Regions from separate parts of the Homo sapiens genome. Here all the other regions are linked to region 2. A link is a loop called in an ENCODE intact Hi-C map of the cell type or tissue named here. Cell type or tissue: A673. All regions are shown on one strand. Links, peaks and the distances in the headings refer to the core of each region. The heading gives the core; the rest is flanking DNA.

Evidence for each region. Peaks named below come from ENCODE experiments on the same cell type or tissue, not always from the same donor. Only the 100,000 strongest peaks of a DNase experiment are listed, where the experiment ranks them.
Region 1: a loop joins it to region 2, with 7 times the contacts of the local background. A loop is called at or near these places in 2 of 110 quality-filtered maps.
Region 3: it touches region 2 in a loop (9-fold over the local background); 2 of 110 quality-filtered maps call a loop at or near these places.

The regions. Positions count from the first base shown.
Region 1 is chr10:24,115,892-24,120,096 of GRCh38, forward strand. It overlaps a transcript of KIAA1217 not described here. Among named protein-coding and RNA genes, the nearest start is that of KIAA1217, 91 kb to the right of the region's middle. In A673, for the core only: no CTCF peak of the experiment used is centred there; a DNase peak (open chromatin) is centred at 2,570; H3K4me3 peaks cover 1,691 bases; H3K27ac peaks cover 2,010 bases.
Region 2 is chr10:24,388,756-24,392,960 of GRCh38, forward strand. The region is part of intron 3 of KIAA1217; the gene reads left to right. Among named protein-coding and RNA genes, the nearest start is that of MIR603, 120 kb to the left of the region's middle. In A673, for the core only: no CTCF peak of the experiment used is centred there; DNase peaks (open chromatin) are centred at 1,616 and 1,746; H3K27ac peaks cover 2,377 bases.
Region 3 is chr10:24,554,945-24,559,149 of GRCh38, forward strand. No RefSeq gene overlaps it. Among named protein-coding and RNA genes, the nearest start is that of ARHGAP21, 170 kb to the right of the region's middle. RefSeq lists a silencer at 3,677-4,124. In A673, for the core only: a CTCF peak has its summit at 2,408 (motif pointing left); a DNase peak (open chromatin) is centred at 2,377.

The DNA.
Region 1 (4,205 bases), core at 1,139-3,638, 270 kb before region 2:
GCTTCATTCTTATTTTTGCTGATGGTCTCAGTCCGACCAGCTTGCTTCAGCCCATGTCATACTCCATTTACTCACTTGTAACTAATCTTTGTTATTTTGCCCTCCCCTTGTGGCTTCATTGTGCTTCCCAATCCTCACTCTCAGCCCTGCTTCTCTGACTTCCCTCGTTGACAGTGTCTGGATTCTTTCTCTGATTGTGTCATACTGCAACACTCTTACATCACCTGATCCATCTTGCCCCCTGGGATCTTGGGGGTTCTACCCCCACCCCAGGCCTCCAAGAAGCCCCGTTGTCACACTTGCCCCATGAGTAGTGGTAGGACATTGAGTGATGAGAATTATCTATGAATACAATTATGGTGATACACCTCTGACTGCACAGCTCAGAAAAAAAAGGCCAAAATATTCAGGAGTTATCTGGTGACCCTCTATCATACAGAGGAGGAGTCTGAAAACTTTCTCTGTAAAGGGACAGATGGCAAATATTTTGGGCTCTGCAGACCATGCAGTCTCTGTCGTAAGCGTGCAACTCTGCCGTTGTGGCAGGAAAACAGCTGTAGACAATATGGCAACAGAGACTGCATGGCCTGCAAAGCCTAAAATATTTGCTATCTGTTCCTTTACAGAGGAATTTCTCAATTTTTATGTGTTCCAATAAAACTTTATTTACAAATATAGGCAATGGGCCTAATTTGGCCCATGGGCCATAGTTTGTGGATCCCTGATGTAGAACAGCCTTCTAGATGATTTTTAAATTTTTTATTGAGTCTATAAAAGTTTTTTTTGTCCTCACCACTCATGGATCAGCCATAGCTCCGCACACACAATTTACACATCTTCTTCCTAATAACCCTCCTTACCTCTCTTAATTTTTCATAGTCATTTTCCTGTGCTTATGGAAACTTTTACTCCACAAAAATTAACTCTTGCACCAAGACACACGGAAAGAAAGACTGTGTGGTACTTATTTCTAGAAGGATGTTTAACACACATTTGTAATATGAAAGATAGTTAGGGAGTTAGAGTGAACTGTTAGGATAACTGAAATTAATACACGGTTACTGCTTTGTTAGATTAATAGGGCTCTGATGGGCAGGAGTATCCTTATTCTTGGTGATAAGGAAGGAAATAACTCCAAATAGTGTTTTTTTTTTGGGTGGGGGGGGATGGAGTTTTGCTCTTGTTGCCCAGGCTGGAGTGCAGTGGCTCAATCTCGGCTCACCGCAACCTCCACCTCCCAGGTTCGAGCAATTCTCCTGCCTCAGCCTCCCTAGTAGCTGGGATTACAGGCATGTACCACCATGCCCGGCTAATTTTGTATTTTTAGTAGAGACAGGGTTTCCACATGTTGGTCAGGCTGGTCTCGATCTCCTGACCTCAGGTGATCCGCCCGCCTTGGCCTCCCAAAGTGCTGGGATTACAGCACTGTGCTGGGCCCTAATAGTGCTTTTAAAGGTGAGTTTTGGGGCTGAGCATGGTGGCTCATGCCTGTAATCCCAGCACTTTGGAGAGTCAGTGTGGGAGGATTGCTTGAGCCCAGGAGGTCGAGACCAGCCTTGGCAACATGGTGATGCCCCATCTCTACAAAAATTAGCTGGGTGTGGTGAGTGTGCCTGTAGTCCCAGCTACTTGGGAGGTTGAGGTGAGGTGGGAAGATCACTTGAGCCCAGGAGGTTGAGGCTGCAGTGAGCTGAAATCATGCCACTGCACTCCAGCCTGGGCAACGGAGTGAGATCCTGTCTCAAAAATAAAAATTAAAAAAGTGAGTTTTGGGCTATTCACTATTTCTGGTTTTGTTTTTGTTTTAAAGTTAAAAAGTCTCAATCTGTGGTCAGGGCTCTGCAGTCGTAAGCAGCTTATGCAGAGTCCTGCTTTCTTCATATGTGTAATTTAATGTTCCTGAGCAAAGCAGTATCTTCATCACATATTTTGAAATGTGCTTCGCTGAAAAGTGTACTTTCATACGGAAAAGGGGTGGTAGGAGAAAGAAAATGCTGATAACATTTTAAATTAATCTTTAGGAATGCACTCACAAAATGCATGGAACTGGAAACTGCTTATATCAGATAAGAAACCTGGGAAATGAATGTGAAAAGCCAAGAAAGGGGAGGAGGGTGGGAGAAACGAGAGGAAGGAAAAATAACTATCAAGTACTTTGCTTAGTACCCGGGGTGACCAAATCATCTGTGTACCAAACCCTGACGTGAATTTACCTCTATAACAAACCTGCACATGTACCCCTGAGCCTCAAATAACGGTTAAAAAAAAAAAAAAAAAGAAACGAAAGTCATGGGAAAGAAGACTGAATCTAGCAAAACGTCCTTACGTGCATTTCTCTGGTCCTGAGGTAAGATGTGGTTGCAATAGGGGTGATGACAAACAGGGCCCTATAATGTTGTTGAGCCGCCTCCGCCACTTGCTTTCGGTGGAGTTATTGCAGGATGACAGAGTTCTCTGTAGCGCAGAGACAGCATATATGGGCTCATTGCTGAGCTGATTCTGCTGAGCCTAGAAAACCGAGCGCCTTAACAAGTCAATTCCACACCCCCTCGAATTTGTGCCTCGGTAGGGAGTCCTCAGCAGGAAATCCTCCATCTGTTTTCCTTTACTACAAGGGACTTCAGAGAATGAGTTCATTTCTCTTCAGACATCCTCACGTTGCTGTAAAACAGCACCGGGCTGAGTGAAGAGAAATGTCACAAGGAATACAAGAGGACGCCTTCAAACAGAGATAGCGGAGACAGTTACACTCTGAATTAGAGTCTAGCTTTGGAGAGGATTTATTTTTCTTTTGTTACTTACATCCTGGATTTGCTTTTTTTTTTTTAAAGGCAGCTTTGTTTTTTACTATTTCTAGTAAAGCATGGACATTTGAAGAAATAAATATAAAAGGAAGATTTCTCAAAGATTTGTCCTGTTGAGTAATGAAGCATACCCTGAGGACCCAGGGAGTAGAACTAGATCAGTCTTTCTTTTTGAGCAAAAAAGCCTAATTTGAAATTCAGGATTACTTTTAAAATATCACTCAAAGTAAGTACTTTGTCTTTGTTTTTTTTTCTCTTTTCTTCCTTCCTAACCCCCTAGTCAGCCTTTTTTGCATATTATAATCTCAATGAAGTTATCAGTTGTACTATAAATATGAGTAAAATGATTTGCCAACTCATAAATTACTTACAAGATGAGATACTGAGTTTTCTGCTGTGAACACTGTTCAGTACTAGCAGGTAGCAGGCAATATTTATAGTAATGTTTATGTTTTTATGTCAAGACTCATTTGATTTCATTAACATGTCATGTGAATATCTTTTGCCTCATTTCCTCCAATAATATAAACGATATTTTAACTTGGAAAATGAGCAAGCAAAAGTCTCTTCTGAAAAGAGCATTGTTGCCCTAGCAAGCAAACCAATTTATTTCAACTTTTGTCGACTTCTCTGGAATATTTAGGTACATTTGCTGAAAGATCTGTAAATCTAGAGAGTAAACTTAGCTAAAACAATAACTCTTGTGAACCCCTTTTGAAATTGCCATGAAATCATATTGCAAATGTGTAAAAATTTTTAAAAAAAACAACTCTATAGCAAAAGGATGTTGAAACATAAAAATACGTCAAACTGCTAATATCTTGGGTTGCACTATTAGGCTGAGCTACAGCTGTGTGTGTCTTGAAGCCTCCTCAGAACTCCAGGAATCCAGAGCTGTGAGGCTGATCTAGCTGTATGTGGTTAAAGGATATACAGGTAATCAGAGAGGTTATCTAGAAGGGCCCAGAATGTCCTGTTCCCTTAGGGGCTCCTAACATCTACCACCCATCCCTCTACCCTCTCGTCCTTATATAGTAGCTGTAAATCCTTAAAGTTTGCTATTGGAGGGGTCATGCTACCTCTCCCAGCAGTTATTTTGGGGAAGAGATGGCTGCTTCAATGTGCTGTCTGGCCAATGTCTGGGCAAGAAGGAACATTAAAATGATCTGTGCTTCCTACACATCCCAGGTCCCCTAAGTCACAAAAGCCATCACCTGTACCAAGGCTCTCTACGGACCAGCATGTCTGCAGGAGAAAGACAATGGGTGAAACCCACTTCCGTGGAAGTAGGGTGCTGCATTCTTCCTCCAGCTTTCCCTATTCTTTAGATACTGTCTGCCTCGACCTCCAAGAAACATGATTCCTATGCGTCATCTGTTGCCATAGCCAAGTGCTCCCAGA
Region 2 (4,205 bases), core at 661-3,160:
GACACTTCTCAAAAGAAGACATTTATGCATCCAACAGACACATGAAAAAATGCTCATCATCACTGGTCATCAGAGAAATGCAAATCAATCCACAATGAGATACCATCTCACACCAGTTAGAATGGCGATCATTAAAAAGTCAGGAAACGACATGTGCTGGAGAGGATGTGGAGAAATAGGAACACTTTTACACTGTTGGTGGGACTGTAAACTAGTTCAACCATTGTGGAAGACAGTGTGGTGATTCCTCAAGGATCTAGAACTAGAAATAGCATTTGACCCAACCATCCCATTACTGGGCATATATCCAAAGGATTATAAATCATGCTGCTATAAACACACACACGTACGTTTATTGCAGCACTATTCACAATAGCAAAGACTTGGAACCAGCCCAAACGTCCATCAATGATAGACTGGATTAAGAAAATGTGGCACATATACACCATGTAATACTATGTAGCCATAAAAAAGGATGAGTTCATGTCCTTTGTAGGGACATGGATGAAGCTGGAAACCATCATTCTCAGCAAACTATCGCAAGGACAGAAAACCAAACACCACATGTTCTCACTCATAGGTGGGAATTGAACAATGAGAACACTTGGACACAGGGTGGGGAATATCACACACTGGGGCCTGTGGTGGGGTGGGGGAATGGGGGAGGGATAGCATTAGGAGATATACCTAATGTAAATGATGAGTTAATGGGTGTAGCACACCAACATGGCACATGTATACATATGTAACAAACCTGCACGTTGTGTACATGTACCCTAGAACTTAAAGTATAATAAAAAAAAAAAAGAAAGAAAGAAAATACAACAACAACCACAACAACAAAATGTCAGAGCATTCTCTCTAGCATCAGAACCAGCGCCCTGGCCTAAGTAGCTGGGAGTGGGTGGTTAGGGTGTCTGGCTGGAATCACCCATACCAGTCTCTTCCTAGTGCACCTGCTGCTACCACTGAGGCTGGAAAGCAGATTCTTTCTGGAATATCCAATGTGCTGGGTTCTGGAAGGTGAGAAGCAAGGCAGTTGTGGAGACTTGGGTTTTTTGTTTTGTTTTGTTTTGTTTTTTTTCAGCATTATTTGCCAAGCTCCCAGGGCACGGCCACCAGCTTGATCGGGTTGAGACTGCTGGGGCAGGCATCCATCTCTAGTACTGAAGTGAAGGTGAGGCCCAACTCTGCATCTGTGCTGGCAGCTTCCAATCAAGGCAGCATGGCTTTGGAATCACACCTGACCAGAGTTTAAGGAAGCTTCCTCTTTACCAAACCAGGTCTATAGTCACCCAGTTTTACTGTGAAGATTCAGCCCAGTGATTCTGCAAGCCATTTAATAAATCCATTTTTTTTAACTGGCTGAACCAGTTCAGTTCTCTACAACTGATCTCTGACTGCACAGGGGCCTAACTTATTATATTTGTAGATATTGTAGTGCTGCCTGTTCTGTGTGTTTCAGGAAATAGGACAAGTGCTGGAGGGTATAGGTTGATGACTTCTGGAGGCTTGGCAGGGAGCTGTAAGTGTGGTTTTCAAACTATGTTCTAGAGAACATGGAAGTTCTATATTATAAATACTGCAATTTCATGTAAGATCTCATTTGAAAAATGAGCTGATGCTAAACTGGTAAAAAATACAATAAAATAAAACCGATACACACAATAAAAATTAAATAGGCCAGTAGTATGGGGGAAAAAAGGAGGGAGGGAGGGAGGGAAGGAAGGAAGGAAGGAAGGAAGGAAGGAAGGAAGGAAGGAAGGAAGGAAGGAAAATTATGAGGAAATTTCAAAAGAAAGGGAGAAAGAGAGAGGGAGGGAGGGAAGGAAGGAAATGAATAAATGTCCTTTATACTCAGCAGGAGTCTTTAAATACTTTAATTTGCCAAAACATTCTCTTAGTTTTCTCGCACTTGATGTAATGAATGTCCTGAGAGGTAGTTTTTTAAAAACCGAGTCAATCTTTAAGTAAAACATTTCAGGCTAAGAATTAACCATTGTAAGGAATATGTCAAAAATTTCTTCAGTATAGTGAAGCATGTTTTGTGATACAAGCATCCCCCCAGTTTGTCCTTTATCAACTAGGATTTTCATATATGAGGCTTGCTGAAAAAAGGCAGCGTTGTCCAGGTTTCCTCACTTGGCTCCCAATTCACCCATAAGAAAGAATGTTCTTGTAAAAGATCATGTGGATTCATGATGCATTTGTGCTTACTTTAAAAAACAAAGTTGGTCAGATATCCTTAGGAATCTCTTGTGATTAAAATTCCTGGGTTGAAACTCTAGAAGAGATTTCTCAAACTTTGAAGCAATTGTTTAGTTAATATGGACCTGAGAGATTCTATGCCTTTTACCAAAAAAAATATATCTTCTAGGATTACTTTGCAGATGGGACATAGGTAAAAAAGCATGGCCTGAAGTGAGGAGAAGATGTGATGAATGACAAAGGTGTCAACCCTCAGGCACCATTATTTTAGAGGGACTTTCAGTGATCAGGGACTATGAGGAGGAAACAGTCTTAGCAGTGAGAGAGGTCTTAGAGAAGATTTAGGTTCTCCTGTTTCTTTCTTTCTTTCTTTTTTTTTTTTTTTTTTTTTTTTTTTGTGAGACGGAGTTTTGCTCTTGTCACCCAGGCTGGAGTGCAGTGGTGTGATCTCAACTCACTGCAACCTCCACCTCTGGGGTTCAGCAATTCTTGTGCTTCAGCCTCCTAAGTAGCTGGGATTACAGGCAACGGCCAACACACCTGGTTAATTTTTGTATTTTTAATAAAGACAAGGTTTCACTATGTTGGCCAAGCTGGTCTCGAACTCCTGACCTCAGGTGATCCACCCACCTCAGCCTCCCAAAGTGATGGGATTACAGGTGTGAGCCACCACACTTGGCCTAGGTTCTCCTGTTTCTCTTTCTTCCTTTGCAGCCAGGCTGTTGTTAAACCTGGAGTATAAGTCACCTTTTTATAAAGTTAACCTAAGACTTTTCAGTGCTGAAGATGGAGCTATAGGGTTAAGTAACTGGAAAGGTAACATATTTCCAAAGCCATTTCAGAAAATCAGTCTTGGCGTTAAGTTAGAGTGAACTATTCCATTCTCTCTCTGCTATACCCATTGATACCCCATCCTAACCCAGACACCTAGCTGATTTTGTTTTCCTGATGCGAAAAATACTCTAATTCAAAAATGAACCCTCCATCAAGTTTCAAAGACAACACAGAAGAAAGTAGGCAAGTTTTATCTATGATTTATACCTTTCTAAATCCAAATTAGATTTGATCTGGCTTCATCAAAACCAATAAAAATATCAAAGAACCATTAAAATAAGAATTAATACAAGTAGCTGTTGGGTAAAATATGTGTTCCAGAAAAATTAAGATAAAGATGATGGCTGTAATTGCAGTTAATATTAGAATATAAGACAAAAGAAGAAATGTAAGGCATTATTACATGGATTGCATTGTTTAAGATGAGGTTTATACCAGCTCATTAGAAAAAAAAAAAGTTTTAAGGCATTATCTTCCAACAACTCTTATATCTTAATGTTTTTGACATCTGATTATCTACTAAGCAGTTATATATCACAGTTGTTTTATGAAATGTTTTCCATGTGGCTATATCTTTACCATAAAACTTCAAAATCCAACAACACAGTATTAAGTCATGCAGTGAGAAGGCCATAACTTAGAATCTATAGATTTCCAGGGATCTAATTTAATACATGGAAAAAGTTGATGTAGTCTTGATAATTGCTTTAGCCCTCAGATGGTTGGTCCTTGGCTATTAGTTGTCTTAGCAGGTTGGGTAACTTCAGCTGAAGAGGAATATTTGAGAGGCAGATCATTGTTGAAGACTTGAATGGCAAAAGAGAGTTAGAAAAGTCATTTCTCCCACAGTGACAAAATTCCAAAATTTTTAATATGTTCCAATAATACCAGCTACTACTCTACACTTTCCCCGGGAATGACATTGGAAATTTATGGATTCAGATGCTGTACTTTTAGATGTTCTGCAATGGTTTGGTTGGAACAAGAGATGAGACATTAGGAAATGTTACCTGAACTGTGTATGAGGAAAAAGATTTTGTTTATCAGCCTCTTTTGTTTCCCTTTGCCATGAAAACTCTATCTAAAATCTGTTCACCATGCCTTACTGTTTTCATAAATGCAAAATATATTACACACATTATTTTTTTTTAATTAAAAGTTTC
Region 3 (4,205 bases), core at 1,139-3,638, 170 kb after region 2:
ATAGGTAAAGCCAAAAATTAGAAGTGCAGAGCCATTCTTTGAAGGAGAGAGATTCCGGGAGGGTGGCTCATGCAGCTGTGATTTGGGATCTGAGGATAGGGCAGGAGAGTGAGGAAACGGATACTCGTGGTCCCAGCAGAGGAACCCTGGGCAGGAGAGAGCCCATCCCAGACTTCAGCCTTGCGAGGCAAGACCCCGGAGGGTGGCATGGAGGTTCCCTGCCCATCAGGTTAAAAACATAAGCAGCACCAGGCCCAAACCAACAGGTCCCCTCTCCTCTCCAATTGCCCTCAGTGTGTCCCTCACTGCTCAGAGGTTTTGCACTTTCAGTGAGACCCTCCCCAACACCACCAACATCCACCCCGCGCGTAATCCTGCCCATCAGCATGTAGACAGGTTGCTTCTGCTGCTTCACCACCCTCAGCCCTTCCTCAGTTTCTCTATGTTGTATGCATGCCTGGTCTTCACACCCTGCTTCTCCCACTTCTCCTGGTTCTTGAATCACCGTGAAACGATCACCTCTAGTGTTACCTACATCTCCGTATCTCCATACCTAGGACACACTTTTATTCTTTGTCTTTGGCTTTATTTAAAGCCTTTACCTACAAGTATTCTATTTGAAACAAATGAGATGAAAGCCCCTTTCTATGGATGAAGGACAGTAGGGACCAACCTTGTATCATTACCAGTCAACACCTCTGCCAGGCAACAGGAACACAGATGATCCCCAATGTTGGGAAGCGACAGTTGAGCCGTCCTGTCTGCAGAAGATATTAAGTCCTTCTCTGCAGCATGTTGATTGGATCACACTTTGTTTGAGCCGGCATTAAAAGTGGTATCCAGGACTGCTCCATAAAGAGATTGGATCTAAGATAGCACATTGGACCGATTTAGGATTGCAGATGGATTAGAGATTGTATTAGTCCATTCTGGAATTGCTAAAGAACTAACTACCTGAGACTGGGTAGTTTACAAAGAAAAGGTTTCACTGACTCGCAGTTCCACAGGCTGTACAGGAGGCATGGCTGGGGAGGCCTCAGGAAACTTACAATCATGGCAGAAGGCGAAGGGGAAGCAGGCACGTCATACGTGGCGGGAGCAGGAAGAAGAGAAAGCAAAGGGAGAAGTGCTACACACTTTTAAACAACCAAATCTTGTGAGAATTCTATCATGAGACAGCACTGGGGGGTGGCACTAAACGATTAGAAACCACCTCTGTGATCCAATCACCTCCCACAGGGCCCACTTCTGACATTGGGGATTACAATTCAACATGAGATTTGGGTGGGGACACAGAGCCAAACCATATCGGAGACCTAAGATTTCTTAGATCTGTAAGGAAGCCAGAATTTGTCTTTGACCTGTTTGGTCTCCTCCCTTGAGTGTTATCTCCTTTGTGGTTTTGAGCTCATCTGACCACACACACCAGGGTCTGAGTCTGGGGCCTCAGCCGCCTCCTTCCTCATATCCCTGGTGTCCTCTGGGCTGGAAAAGGAGGTCTCTACTCCTTTCTGAGAAGTGCTTTTTTTCACCTGACATCAACTCTAGGAAGCTAAGCCAAGAAGGCTTAGCTGAGCTGTTTGATTCTCAAACAGTTGGCTAACTTACTTGGAAATGGAGTCAGGGAAGAAGATGTTCAGGAATAACTAGATCATTGTACAGTGATTGCAGCTGCACATTCTTCAGTCTCACAAATGAATAGAATCCATTGCACAGCAGAAGTTGCCCTGCCAGGCCTAGCACACTTTCCCCCTCCTGCAAAAAGAATGTCCGCTCACTGAGTGACTCCAGAGAAAGGGGCCCTGACCTCTTCCTGCCCCTTCTGTCTAAAATCCCTCAAAGGAGACACTCCCAAGGTCAAGCGTGGCATCCCTGCCCCACGGAATCTGGCGTCTCCCTATCTTTCAGTGGGCGCCTCGCCCACCTACCCGCGGCTCCCTCTGGCCCAGCCACCCTGTTCTTTGGTCTGCTCCTCCTCAAGCCCCAGCCACAAGCTGCTTCCTGTGCCTGGAATGTTCACCCCACCACTTCCTCATCCTGATCTCAGCTCACACGCTGCTCACTCCAGGAAACCTGGATCTCACCCTCTATGAGTTCACCCTCCTTCACAGCACTTAGTGGAAACTAAAGCAGACAGTGGGGGTGAGTGGTGGTCAGTAAATTATCAAGTGCAGGAATCAATGTCTGTATTACACACAGAGGACCCCAAGGCAGGACCTGCCAAAAGTCAGGTAGGTTCATATTCTTCTGTGGGGTGCAGGCTGGGGGACGAGGTATGAGGGGCACGTAGTTCCTACTGTTCACACCATCCACATTTAACACTCTTTAAGACTTGAGATTGAAGACTCCTTTAAGAGGCTGCATCTCAGGAAAATACTGTTCACCTCCTGCCATCTGGTGGTCATCTGGAACTTGTGCACCTCGTTGAATTTCTCAACTTTATCTCAGTTTTTGCTGCAGCTGTATTATATAGTTTCAAATAGCTAGAAGGAGGATTTTTTTTTCCTGAGATGGAGTCTTGCTCTGTCGCCCAGGCTAGAGTGCGATGGCATGATCTCAGCTCACTGCAACCTATGCCGTCCGAGTTCAAGTGATTCTCCTGCCTCATCCTCCCGAATAGCTGGGATTACAGGCGCCCACCACCACGCCAGGCTAATTTTTGTATTTTTAGTAAAGAGGGTGTTTCACCATGTTGGCCAGGCTGGTCTGGAACTTCTGACCTCGTGATCCGCCCACCTCGGCCTCCCAAAGTGCTGGGACTACAGGCGTGAGCCACCGCGCCTGGCCAGAAGGAGGATATTGAACGTTCCTAACACAAACGAGAAATGTCGAAGATGATGGATATGTTAATCACCTGGATCTGATCATTATACCATATATATATATATATATATATGGTATACCATATACCATATATACACACATATATAATATGGTATACCATATATCATATATATACACACACATAGGGGTGGTTTATATATATATACATAGGGATGGTATACCATATACCATATATATACATATATATATATCAAACCATCCCTATGTACCCCTTGAGTATATATAATTATTTGCCAATTAAAAGTTTTTAAATGTAAATGTACCAGCCATATGCAGCTGTAGCCCCGAATGAAAACGTGAGGCAGTTGGCATTTGTCCTCAGCTTGGGGCTTCTTTTCAGAACTCCTCTGTGCCTTCCATCGTTTCTATCTTTGGGGGAAGTGATAAACTGAGATACCAGAAAACTGATGTTCCTTTCCAAGCATGTTAGGGCAATAGGAAGAGGGCAACAATTTAATCAAAGGATCAAGTGTCCGGTGGTGGAATGCCAAGTGTCAGAGGGCAGATCCAAAGTAGAATTTTCTGGGAATTCAAACTCCATGGGGCAGGAATGGGAATCCCCGGGAGGCGGTCTGCTGACCATGAGTTTGCTGTTCTTTCATTTCCACATTTTGGAATTTCTGGAGGAAGTCTTGCTGTCCACCGCAGGGCTGAAGGAGCTAGAAGCTGTAAGTGTGTGGATTAAAAAGTATGTGGATTAAAAAGCACTATTTGGGAGGCCAAGGCAGGAGGATCACTTGAGCACAGGAATACGAGGCCAGCCTGAACAACGTAGCGAGACATCGTCTCTATAAAAAAAAGAAAATGGTGGTGTGTGCCTGTAGTCCCAATTACTCAGGAGGCTGAGGCTGGAGGATCACTTGAGCCCAGAAAGTGGAGGCTGTGGTGAGCCCTGATCGCACCATTGCACACCAGCCTGGGCAACAGAGTGAGACCCTGTCTCTAAAGGAAAAAAATGTATGAACTGGGGAAGGTCCTTACTCAGGTAAGCTAACCAAAGCAATGGTTCAATTCAGAAAAGGTAGTTAGGAGTAGATGATGGTGTATTTTATCAAAATCTGAACAAACGTCGGCAGGCAGAACCTACTGGGCGTGTTCCATCTCTTAGCTTGCACGTTGTGTTTCTAGTTGAGCACCTATGACTGCATTAAATTCTGAGTAGCAGCTGCCGATGGTTCACTTGATAAAGGCTGTCATCAAAAGCCCCTGAGCCTCTTCCACCTGTGCAAAAGCTAAGCCATGTAGCCACTGTTCTATACTTGTGCAATTGCTATTTTGGACTCAGACAAATTTATATATATATCCCTGTCCCTGTCACATTTCCACCTGTTTGATTCAACCGACCATTCCATGTGCATTTA